Linked DNA regions of Homo sapiens: region 2 is linked to region 1. The links are chromatin loops, found by intact Hi-C in ENCODE. Cell type or tissue: endothelial cell of umbilical vein. All regions are shown on one strand.

Region 1 (5,000 bases):
GTGAGACTTCATCTGGGGGAAAAAAAAATGGAAACAACAAATGTCCTGCATATATATTTTAGGATAGGATTTCTGCTCTGTCCCAACAACTAAAACACAACATTTTCTAATCCCTGGTTTTATGAAAAATTACAAAATAGGCAGCCTTTGGGATCCTCCATCTTTACTTTCGTATGGTGTCTACTTCCTCTGCACCCCTCTGCCATGTTGCATTCTCTCTTCACGCCTTATCAACATAATGAGTCATTTAGAAAACCGGCCATGAGTCATTACAAAAATTAAATAGCTGAATGCGGTGACATGTTTCTTTGGTCCCAGCTACTCTGAAGGCTGAGAGGATTGCTTGAGCCCAGGAGTATAAGGATCAGTCACAGTGAGATAGTGAGACCTCATCTCAAAAAAAAAGTAATGCCCAATTTTAAATGGTTTATTATATTGCCATTGAGATTACCTATATCTTATATTATGCCAGACCTCAGCCCTATCTACTATCTTAAAATCTAAAATTTAAGAACTTACTTGCAAAGAAATAGGAGATGGTTAACATAATATTAACCAAGAAGCCACAATGTTCATGTATTTTTATGAATTCTTAAGAAAAATCAGGAATGATGTCCATCTTTAAAATTTTTATTAAAGATTATTTCAAGAAAAGGAATAGAATTTAATAAATATACTTTAAAAGATATGTACGTTAAATTTAGGGACATTTGGTATATATAAAAAAAGGCCATAAGTCATTGAGATTATTTCACTTTGACATGTAAATGTATTGCCTATCTCGGGGTATATATATTTAAGTCTTCTCAATAATTATACCTTAGTTTTATTTATTTATTTTTTCCATGTTGAAACAATTTGGACAGCAGGGACCAGGGTCTAAGTCTCCATAGCAAAGACTCACCCTCATGGAAACGCCGGTGTGGCTCTCCAAGTGACTCTGTGCTTCAGTGATTTCCGAAATACCAGTAAATAACAAAAACTTTCAGGAAGTCAGCCCTCTGAGACCCAGAGTTGGGTCTTCTGATTCTCAACATGAAGCTGTTATGACACTGAGTCTGAGAATTAGGACCAAAAATGGGAAGCAGAAGTCTCCAATTAGTAAATTCTCTGGTTACACATTCTTGAGTTTCTTCTTATTTCCATTTTTAAAACCTCAACCTTAAATCCGTGTGGTCTTTAACCCACCGCCCGCCCAGCCTTCTGCGGTCAGGCATGAGTGCACACCTGCCACATCCCAGGCAGCACCAGAGCACGGTGACAGTCGCGCTGGCCTGAGCACAGTCTCCAAACAGTAAAAAGGGATTTACTGCCTCTTGTTCGTTAATATATCTTAGTTGCCTCCAGCCTTGTTATTTTCTCTAGACATTACCGGACTCACTAACGCAGTGGCCCGAAGTAGACAAGAGGCAGTGTACGCTCCCACCCCCACCCCGCAACTTGCAGAGAAGAGCAACTCCCTGCTGTTGCGCCATAAATAATTGAACAGTCTCTTCCAGGCAACACAGTCAAGATGCAGATTTAATTTATTCCCTGGGAGGACTAAAGGTGGCTATGTAGAGCCGGTTCGCAGTCAAGCTGAGCTGGGGACACTGGTACTTTCAAAATGTGTCAAACCATGCCCTGGGGTCCAGTGTCAAATGCCATTGCAAAGAAGGGTTCTTTTCTTTTTAGCTTTGTTCTGTTTCCCTGAGCATTCCTCATTAGGAAAAGAAACTTCATTCCACAACAGAAAGGGAAATGATACTGATGTCACTGGCTGGCATTTTGCACATCTTTAAATTCACTAAAAATCTATGCGCCACATCTAATGTCATGGTTTCTACCTTGTTTATTTTCTTTAGAAGATTTCTTTTTTAAAGCCACCTGTGACTTGACGTCTGGAGTTGTTTTACATAACACAGTCTGAAAAGCACACCTCGTGGAAGCTACAACTTCTTTGCTTGTGTTAGAAACCTAGCGGGAATGGCTCAGGACTGCAATCCCAGCACTTTGGGAGGCTGAGGAGGGCAGATCACGAGGTCTAGAGACCTAGTGGGAAAAAGAATGGAAAAGAGGGAAGGAGGAAGAGGAGGAGGGAAGGAAGGAAGACAAGAAAGAAATCCCAATTCAGGCATTTCGAAAGACTTCTAGGAAGGACTTTTGGGATGGAACCAGGGGACGTAAAAGAACCTGAGACCACCAGCAGCACGAGGACCCAGGAGCGAGGAGAGAAATGGGCTTTCCAGGGACCACTGGGAGCTGAAGGAGAGAGGAAGTAGTGAAAAGAGGCAAACATTGCCAGAAATTTGATAATTCAGCCCAAACGAATACAATGCTGAAACATGCAAACGTATTCTCAGGTCCCTAAGTCTCCTATTATAGGAGCTATAATATTGAGTACATTGATTTTCACATATTATCTTCCGTTGCCTATTTGACAAAAATTTCTATTTTGCATTTCAAAGAAGCTTATATCTTAAAGATATTCTATCCTGTCCTTTAATTACTCATTTTAGAAAATGCTTGATATTTTCCATGTGAAATATTTCCTTTGGAAAGCTCCTGTCCTTCCCTTCCTCTCTCCCTCAACCTTCCCCATGTGGGTATTTGCAAACTATGTAGACTATGGTTGGAATCTTTTTGGCAAGTACTTAATCAGACTCCGGCTTTGTTTTCAAGTCTGGGTTGCTATGATTGTATCCCTAAGGAAGTTGGTTACGTTTTGGAAAGACTGTGTAACGCAGAGGCCAGAGCTGTCTTTTTGACCTGGGAGGTGATTTGAGGAAATGATCTCAACAAATTAACTTCTCACTTGTTTTTAAATGACTTTGAGATACAAAGGAAGAAAAAAAATCAGTCACTGCTGAAGTTCAAAGAAACGATGTTCTACTGAGTGCTTTATGGATTTTTTTAAGTACAATTTTCCAAATAATAGAAAAACATTCCGAATGATGATGTTGCCTGATTCACTGCACACAGCTGTCAGCTGATCCCAAACATTTATGCTTACCATTAAAAGCTTGGAGAAAACCAGATAAGGGTGACTTCTAGTCCATCTAGACAGATAACAATGCAAGGCTGTGCCGACTCTAATGTAAACATGTAAAATAAACCCACAGAAGCAAAACAACAACAACAACAACAAAAAACTGCAAAAATTTTAAAGGCTCTCCCATAGCCTGGTGGCTTTTATGGAAAAATTTTTTTTGCACCCATGGGGTGAGGAAAGAAGAGAATTTTGTCCTTCTGGTGAAACCTCTTGCCATAGACTTGAAACCTGTAAAATCATGTGGTTTATGGAGCAATGTTTTGTGCCTTGAATTCCATATGCAGAGTTTGGGGAAAGGACACATGTGGTGAGAGGTTCTGAGGTCTTGTCTCATGGGACGCTGGTTCCAGGACTTTCTTTCTGGGTGACCTTTCTTGGTGGTTAAAATAAAACATAAACTTTCACCATTCAAGTTTCTCCCTTGCTTGCCTCATGTCAGCTTTCCTCACTCACTCACATTTGGGTAAATGTACACACATCCTTTTATCGGCTTATGTACACACATATATTGTACCAAGCTGGCCAATGCAATATTTATGTTTGTACTTTGAGCTGCCTAAGATTTTGTCATGAAATCTAAGGCTGCTGTAGGGGAGAGAGTGCATAAAACTTTCATGACTAGTATAAAAAATACAAAATGTTATCATTAATATTTAATAAAATTTGCAGCAGTCAATGAGCAAAATCAATGTTTTTTAATTAAGTTATTCATTTGTAATACGAGCCGTACCTTGTTGTGCATTAGGGTGGAATTTAGGATGTTGAACTTAAAATAAATAAATAAACTTAATTTTAGCCCTCGGGGTAACAGTATTAGTGATAAAACTATTAATTGGTTGCCTTTGCTTTGATAAGCAAACAGGGTTTCTTTAGTGACAACATCTTTTATCCCAAAGAGCCTTCTGAGTCTCAAGCTGGATTCTGTCCAAGGTGTTTAGTAAGATGAATTGCAGTTCATATTGTTGATAACAGGCACATCAGTGCCCCAAGCGTATTGTTACCTCCTACCAAGGCTCTCCTATTCAAAATTGGGGCTGCATGAAGGGTGGAAGTTTATACAACTTGAATGGGTTTTTAACCAAGGTTGTAGAGTCATCCTATATTAATTAAATTAGCAATAAATCGAAGATCTGTTCATCTCTCCAACTTCTCTTTGCTCTGGAATTTATTTTTCCAACCCATCGTCCCTATCCAGTTCTCCCTGTCCCTTCTCTGAATCCTCCTTGTCGGTTTCCAGACCTTCACCCCTTTGTCCAGCCTTCTTTCTGGGGGTGTGGAGGAAACAGCTTCCTGTGAGCAAAGCTGATGCGGGCAGGTGGCACATTGCTCTTCCTTACAGCCATTTAAAAATACAGCTTTGATTGGGATGCTGCTAACTTAGTCTCTGTATTTGCCCTATATCTAGTTGATGTAAATAATGTGCTGAAATTATATATTAAAATGATTCTGGCCAGGTACAGCGGCTCATGCCTATAATCCCAGCACTTTGGGAGGCAGAGGCAGCCAGGCTCGCTTGAGCCCAGGAGTTTGACACCAGCCAGGGCAACGTAGCAAGACCCTGCCTCTCCAAAAAAAAATGTTTTTGTAAATTAGCCAGGCATGGTGGCACATGCCTTAATCCTAACTACTTGGGAGGCTGAGGTAGGAGGATTGCTTGAGCCTAGGAGTTCAAGGTTGCAGTGAGCCATGATTGCACCACTGCACTCCAGCCTGAGTGACTTGAGTAGTGACAAAGTGACTCTGTCTCTTAAAAGAAAGAGTAGTGACAAAGAGACTCTGTCTCTTGAAAGAAAGAAAATAAAAAAGAAAGAACGCACTGTATTAATAATGCACTTTACCCAGATTCCATGGAAAATGGTTAAAAAAAAAAAAAAACCTTGATTATACTATACAGGGATGTCCATACCAGCTGATAACTATGAGTTAAAAATTTATAAATAGATCTCTAAGGACTTCTGATACAAGATTT
Region 2 (5,000 bases), 190 kb before region 1:
AGTGTTCTCTGAGCTTCCTGGATCTGTGGTTTGGTGTCTGACATAAATTTAGGGAATTTTTCAGCTATGTTTCAAGTATTTCTTTTTCTCTTTCTTTCCCTTCTTATTTCTTTTTACACATTTTATGTCTTTTTTTTAGTTTTCCTATAGTTCTTGAATATTCTGTTTTTATCAGTCTTTGTTCTCTTTGCTTTTCAGTTTTGGAGGTTTTTATTAAGATATTCTCAAACTCAGAGATGTTTCCTCAGCCACCTCAGGTCCTCCAATAAGCCCATTAAAGGCATTCTTCCATTTCTGTTACTGTGTTTTTGATCTGTGGCATGTCTTTCAGCTTCCTTCTTAGGATTTCCATCTCTTTTCTTACATTTTCCATCTGTTTTGATATGCTATCTACTTTCTTACATAGATTGCTTAGCATATTAATCACAGTTGTTTTAAATTCCCTCTCTGATAATTCCAACTTCCCAGTATGTTTGGTTCTAATGCTTGCTGTATCTCTTCAAACTGTGCTTTTGCCTTTTAGTATGGCTTGTAATCTTTTCTTGGTAGCTGGAGATGATGTACTGGGAAGAGGAACTGCTGGTGGTAGGCTTTAATAATGTAGTGGTAAGGTGTGGGGGAAGGAGAAGCATTCTGTGGCCTTATAATTAGGTCTCAGTCTTACAGTGAGTTTGTGCCTCTGAACTGTGAAATTTCCAAGTGTTTCTCATTTTATTTCTCCTTCCTTAGGTGAGACAGGATGGCTGGAGTGGGCTAGAGTTGAGTTTTTTCCTTCTCCCACCAGAATGCCACAGTGGGCTGGAAATGGGTATTTCCCTCTCCCATGGGGAAGTCCACACAGCTGGGTAGAGTTGAACTTTTTCCCTTCTCCTGGGTCAGTGGCGCTCTGATAAAACTCTAGCACATTAGACCGTGGTTAACTAGCTTTTCCTAAGGGTAGACTTTGTTTAAAAGAACAGAGTGATCTGGTGTGTTTCAAAAATGGTTCCTTGGCCTCTCCCCATGCCAGAAGCAAAGCACCAAGAGATTTTTCTCTTACATTCACTGTGAGGATCTGGTCAAGCTCCTGCAGGTAAAATTCACAAAAGTGTGATGGGGTTCCCCTAGAGCTTTTGGTTCTCAGGCTTGTTCACACCAAGCCTCCAGTGAGTTGCCAGTTACAGTTCCAGTTTTCCTACCCCAGCACTGGTTCCATGGAGGTTTCTGCTCCTGTAGGTTCTGATTTTTTTTGTGTCTGCCTATGATGTGTTTCCAGTTTGGAGGGCAGAGGTTTGTCCTGTGAACCTACTTCTTTTACAGATCTAAGAAGAGCTGTTGTCCTGCATTGTTTTACTTGTTATTAGGGGGGAGTGACAGCTTCCACACTGGCTAAGTATGGAACCAGAAACAGACAGTACTTTTAGACTCTTAATAACCAAGAATGCCAAATTATTTGGGGAATTAAATTAAACCTGTCTTTACAATCATTCATTATTCTAAGGGCTAGATGAACTAAATACTTAACCTTTAATTGCCTCCATTTATTAACAATGTAAAGTCTTTTAATATGGTCCAAAAAAGCAGACCAGTTCAGCCCAGCTGCTCATGGTTTTACTTGACAGCTGTAAAATAATGAGGGCTATAGCAATGTATAGTCTGCAGAGAGAAATCAGCCAAGATTATTCTCTGGGGACATTAGAATATACAGTTACAGGATGTTAATAAAATACTTTGGAGGTTCACATCATTTACATAGAAACCAAGTAAGTACCATTTATACACTGACTGAGTGGGTCTTACGCTTGTGGACAGAGCCTTTGGCTACACCCTTTTCTACTGGGTCATAGAATTTATGGCTGCTAAAAGGTCCTGGCATAAACCCATGAATTGAATGGTGATAGCAGAAACCAACTGCCCCTTTTGGAAAGGTAGAAGCAGTTCTGACTGTTGAGGTTTGGACCACAGGGCAAATAAAGCTTTGTATTTCTCTAAGATTCTCTGAGACGGTCACAATCAGAATTATTTAGGTACTTATTGAAAAATGCATATCCCTGGGGCCCCAATACTGAATATTGAATCAGTGTCTCTAGAGTGGGACCCAGAAATCAGAGTACCTGCAAATTCCACTGAATGATTGTCAACACACGTTAAGATTTGAGATCCTCCATTAGTGTAGCCAAGCTCTCCTTGAAACCGCATGCGGTAGTGCCACCCAGTGGTTTGTTCTCTACAACTGTGCTCTTTGCTTGGAAGCAGCCTCATGTTTATTGTTTTACATGCTCAAAGATGGCTGACTCAGGCTTTGGGGGAATCCTAGCTGTTCTCTGCTAAGCAATGAAACAAGTTGCCACAGGGTCAATTTGATTGAGTTGCTCAGTTGGCAAGAACAAGCCACTAATCAATAAGACTAGCCTGATTATTTAGGACTATATGAACAATGGAATCAGATGAAGGCAAGTAATGCAATTGCCAGGAATTGACTTGTGACAGTCAATCTGGGTGACTTTTGAAAGACAGTCACTTTATAACATGACCTAGTAAGTTACCATCTTTAGTGTATATGTATTACTCTGCCTGAGCAGACTACTGGTGCAAGCCTGTGACAAAACTCTCTGCTTCTTTGGCATATTCTGACTATTCTACTCAGTTAGCTGTCTAGCCATCTTTATAATCTTTTTCTCTTTATTGCCTGTAAAATTACTTTATAGGAGATACTTATGGATCCACACATCTAGCAAAAATTATTTCCAAATTGTGTTTTAGGTTTGTTTGATTGTTTTATGGTCAAGAAATTATATCTGATATTTTAAGAAGTTAAATGAACATTTAAAATTGTTTTGCCTTACTGTGACCGTATTACAGCATCTATATTTCAGGCAGTAATCAGATTTGTCAGATAGTAAGCACTGGTGACTGCTAAAGTTCAATGATCTGGCTGTAAAGAATTATGTTATTTTGCAGCTGGTCTTTGCTACCTGAAAGATGATGGTGGTCTTTCCATGGAACAGCACTGCACAAGGTGCACATAGGAGGCTTGGTTACATAAACATGGTTGACCATCTGCAGGGCTGATCTTTGATTCCAGCCTCACCAAAGTCAATGTGTTAGTGCACGACCCAAGGCCCCACAGTGTAGATATGCAATGACGGCCAAAAGGCCAGAAACTGCACCAAATGCATCTCTGTGAGTGAAGGAGATTGACTGTTGATAGGGTTGAATTTTGCTTGTGATCAATCCATTAAAAACTGTTTTAAGCACACAGCATTCCCAGAACTTGGATAGGTGATTAAATAGGGGGTGAGATCCCAGTTCCTGTTCATGGAGGAAGTTATAGTTCTCTGTTAGGATCCTTTTGGAATCTACTGGGGATCTGAGCTTTCGAAGTCATTTAACCTGCACAAATGGGGTTTATGCTGCTACAATGAGGTCAAAATAAGATGAAACAAATACTCCATTCCAGGATACACATATAAACAGTAGAACAGAATTTCTAAGTCTCCAGAAAAGAGCAAATAAAACAAATCAAAACCAATATTCCCTCACATGGCCAGGGGAATTGTGATTATGGTCCTTGAACAACTAAGCTAAAATAAAGGGATTTCAGGAGAGTTTTGTTTATCTCCACCCCCTACTTTAGCATATTGTTGTAAAAAGCTAAAATAATACTTGTTTATTTATAAGCTGGTGGCTATAATTTATCAAGAATGGTAGGAGATGGTGCAGTATGATATATCTCCAATTTGAATTCATTTTAGTGACTGCTCTCTTCATGAAAAATAGGCAGTAGCCCCTGAGTAATAAGACTAAGGACAAAATGGTAATCTTTTCTTATGTTTTGTTTTTTGTTTTTGTGACAAAGTCTCAATCTCTCTACCAGGCTGGAGTGAAATGATGTGATCTCGGCTCACTGCAACCTCCACCTCCTGGGTTCAAGCCATTCTCCCGCCTCAGCCTCCCAAGTAGCTGAGAATACAGGCACCCTCCACCATGCCCGGCTAATTTTTGTATTTTTAGTAGAGATGGGGTTTCACCATGTTGGCCAGGCTGGTCTCAAACTCCTGACCTCAAGTGATCCGCCAGCCTTGGCTTCCCAAAGTGCTGGGATTACAGGTGTAAGCCACCATGCCTGGCCCTATGTTTTACTTTTAAAAACCTTTTTTATCATGAAAAAATTTGAACATACCCAAAAGAACACCAGGATAATGAACTCTCATATATCCATCTAGTTTCCACAATTATCAACACAATATTGACATTTCAAAATAAAACTGTTACTTATATTACTCTTTTAAATGTATTCAGTAGATACATGGCACATGGTGATACACATTGCTGTCCATTGAAAAATACACGATAAATACATGAATGTTACATTATTCCTTTTTCTCCTTCAATTTAGAATGGTAATCTCTGGTATAGGTGAATGCTTCAGTTGCTGCACTGAACCTTGTGTGAATGTGTGTGAATATCTTCCTCTACAGGGAGTTTTTCCTCTTTATTAAAATACTGAGATATTATAAATACAGAAGAGTATATAAAATGTATATTTACGGGTTAAAGAATAATGATACGTTAATACTCATTTAACCACCACCAGATCAAGAATCATTAGCATTCTCGAATCAACATGCTATCCACTCCCCAAAACATGCACAAAACTCGGGTAGCATGATTTGTATGTATGTACGTATGTATGTATGTATGTATGTATGTATGTATGTGCGTATGTGTATAAACAAATAAAAAAATGTATATACACTGCAGAGTTTGGGAGTCCCCAAGACCACCCCCACTTCTGACACCAGTTGCAAGTTTAGGGATCCCCAAGACTACCTTCAGGTTTGAAAATTTTCTAGAAAGATCACGAAACTCACTAAAGTGCTCATACTCAACAGTTTTGGTTTATTATAGTGAAAGGATGCAGATTAAAATCAGCCAAGGGGAGGGGCACATGGGGCAGGATCCAGGACAGTTCCAAGAGCGAGGCTTCTAGTAATCCTCTCCCACTGGAGTTTTGCAGA

The links. A loop is a pair of places that touch in the nucleus more often than their neighbours do. Peaks named below come from ENCODE experiments on the same cell type or tissue, not always from the same donor. Only the 100,000 strongest peaks of a DNase experiment are listed, where the experiment ranks them.
Region 2: a loop joins it to region 1, with 7 times the contacts of the local background. A loop is called at or near these places in 1 of 110 quality-filtered maps.

What each region holds. Positions count from the first base shown.
Region 1 is chr10:10,869,550-10,874,549 of GRCh38, forward strand. It overlaps a transcript of CELF2 not described here. Among named protein-coding and RNA genes, the nearest start is that of LINC00710, 80 kb to the right of the region's middle. RefSeq lists a silencer at 1,174-1,223. In endothelial cell of umbilical vein, no CTCF peak of the experiment used is centred here; DNase peaks (open chromatin) are centred at 282, 2,722 and 3,892; H3K27ac peaks cover 4,410 bases.
Region 2 is chr10:10,675,479-10,680,478 of GRCh38, forward strand. It overlaps a transcript of CELF2 not described here. Among named protein-coding and RNA genes, the nearest start is that of CELF2-DT, 220 kb to the left of the region's middle. RefSeq lists an enhancer at 587-636. In endothelial cell of umbilical vein, a CTCF peak has its summit at 2,220 (motif pointing left); a DNase peak (open chromatin) is centred at 2,203.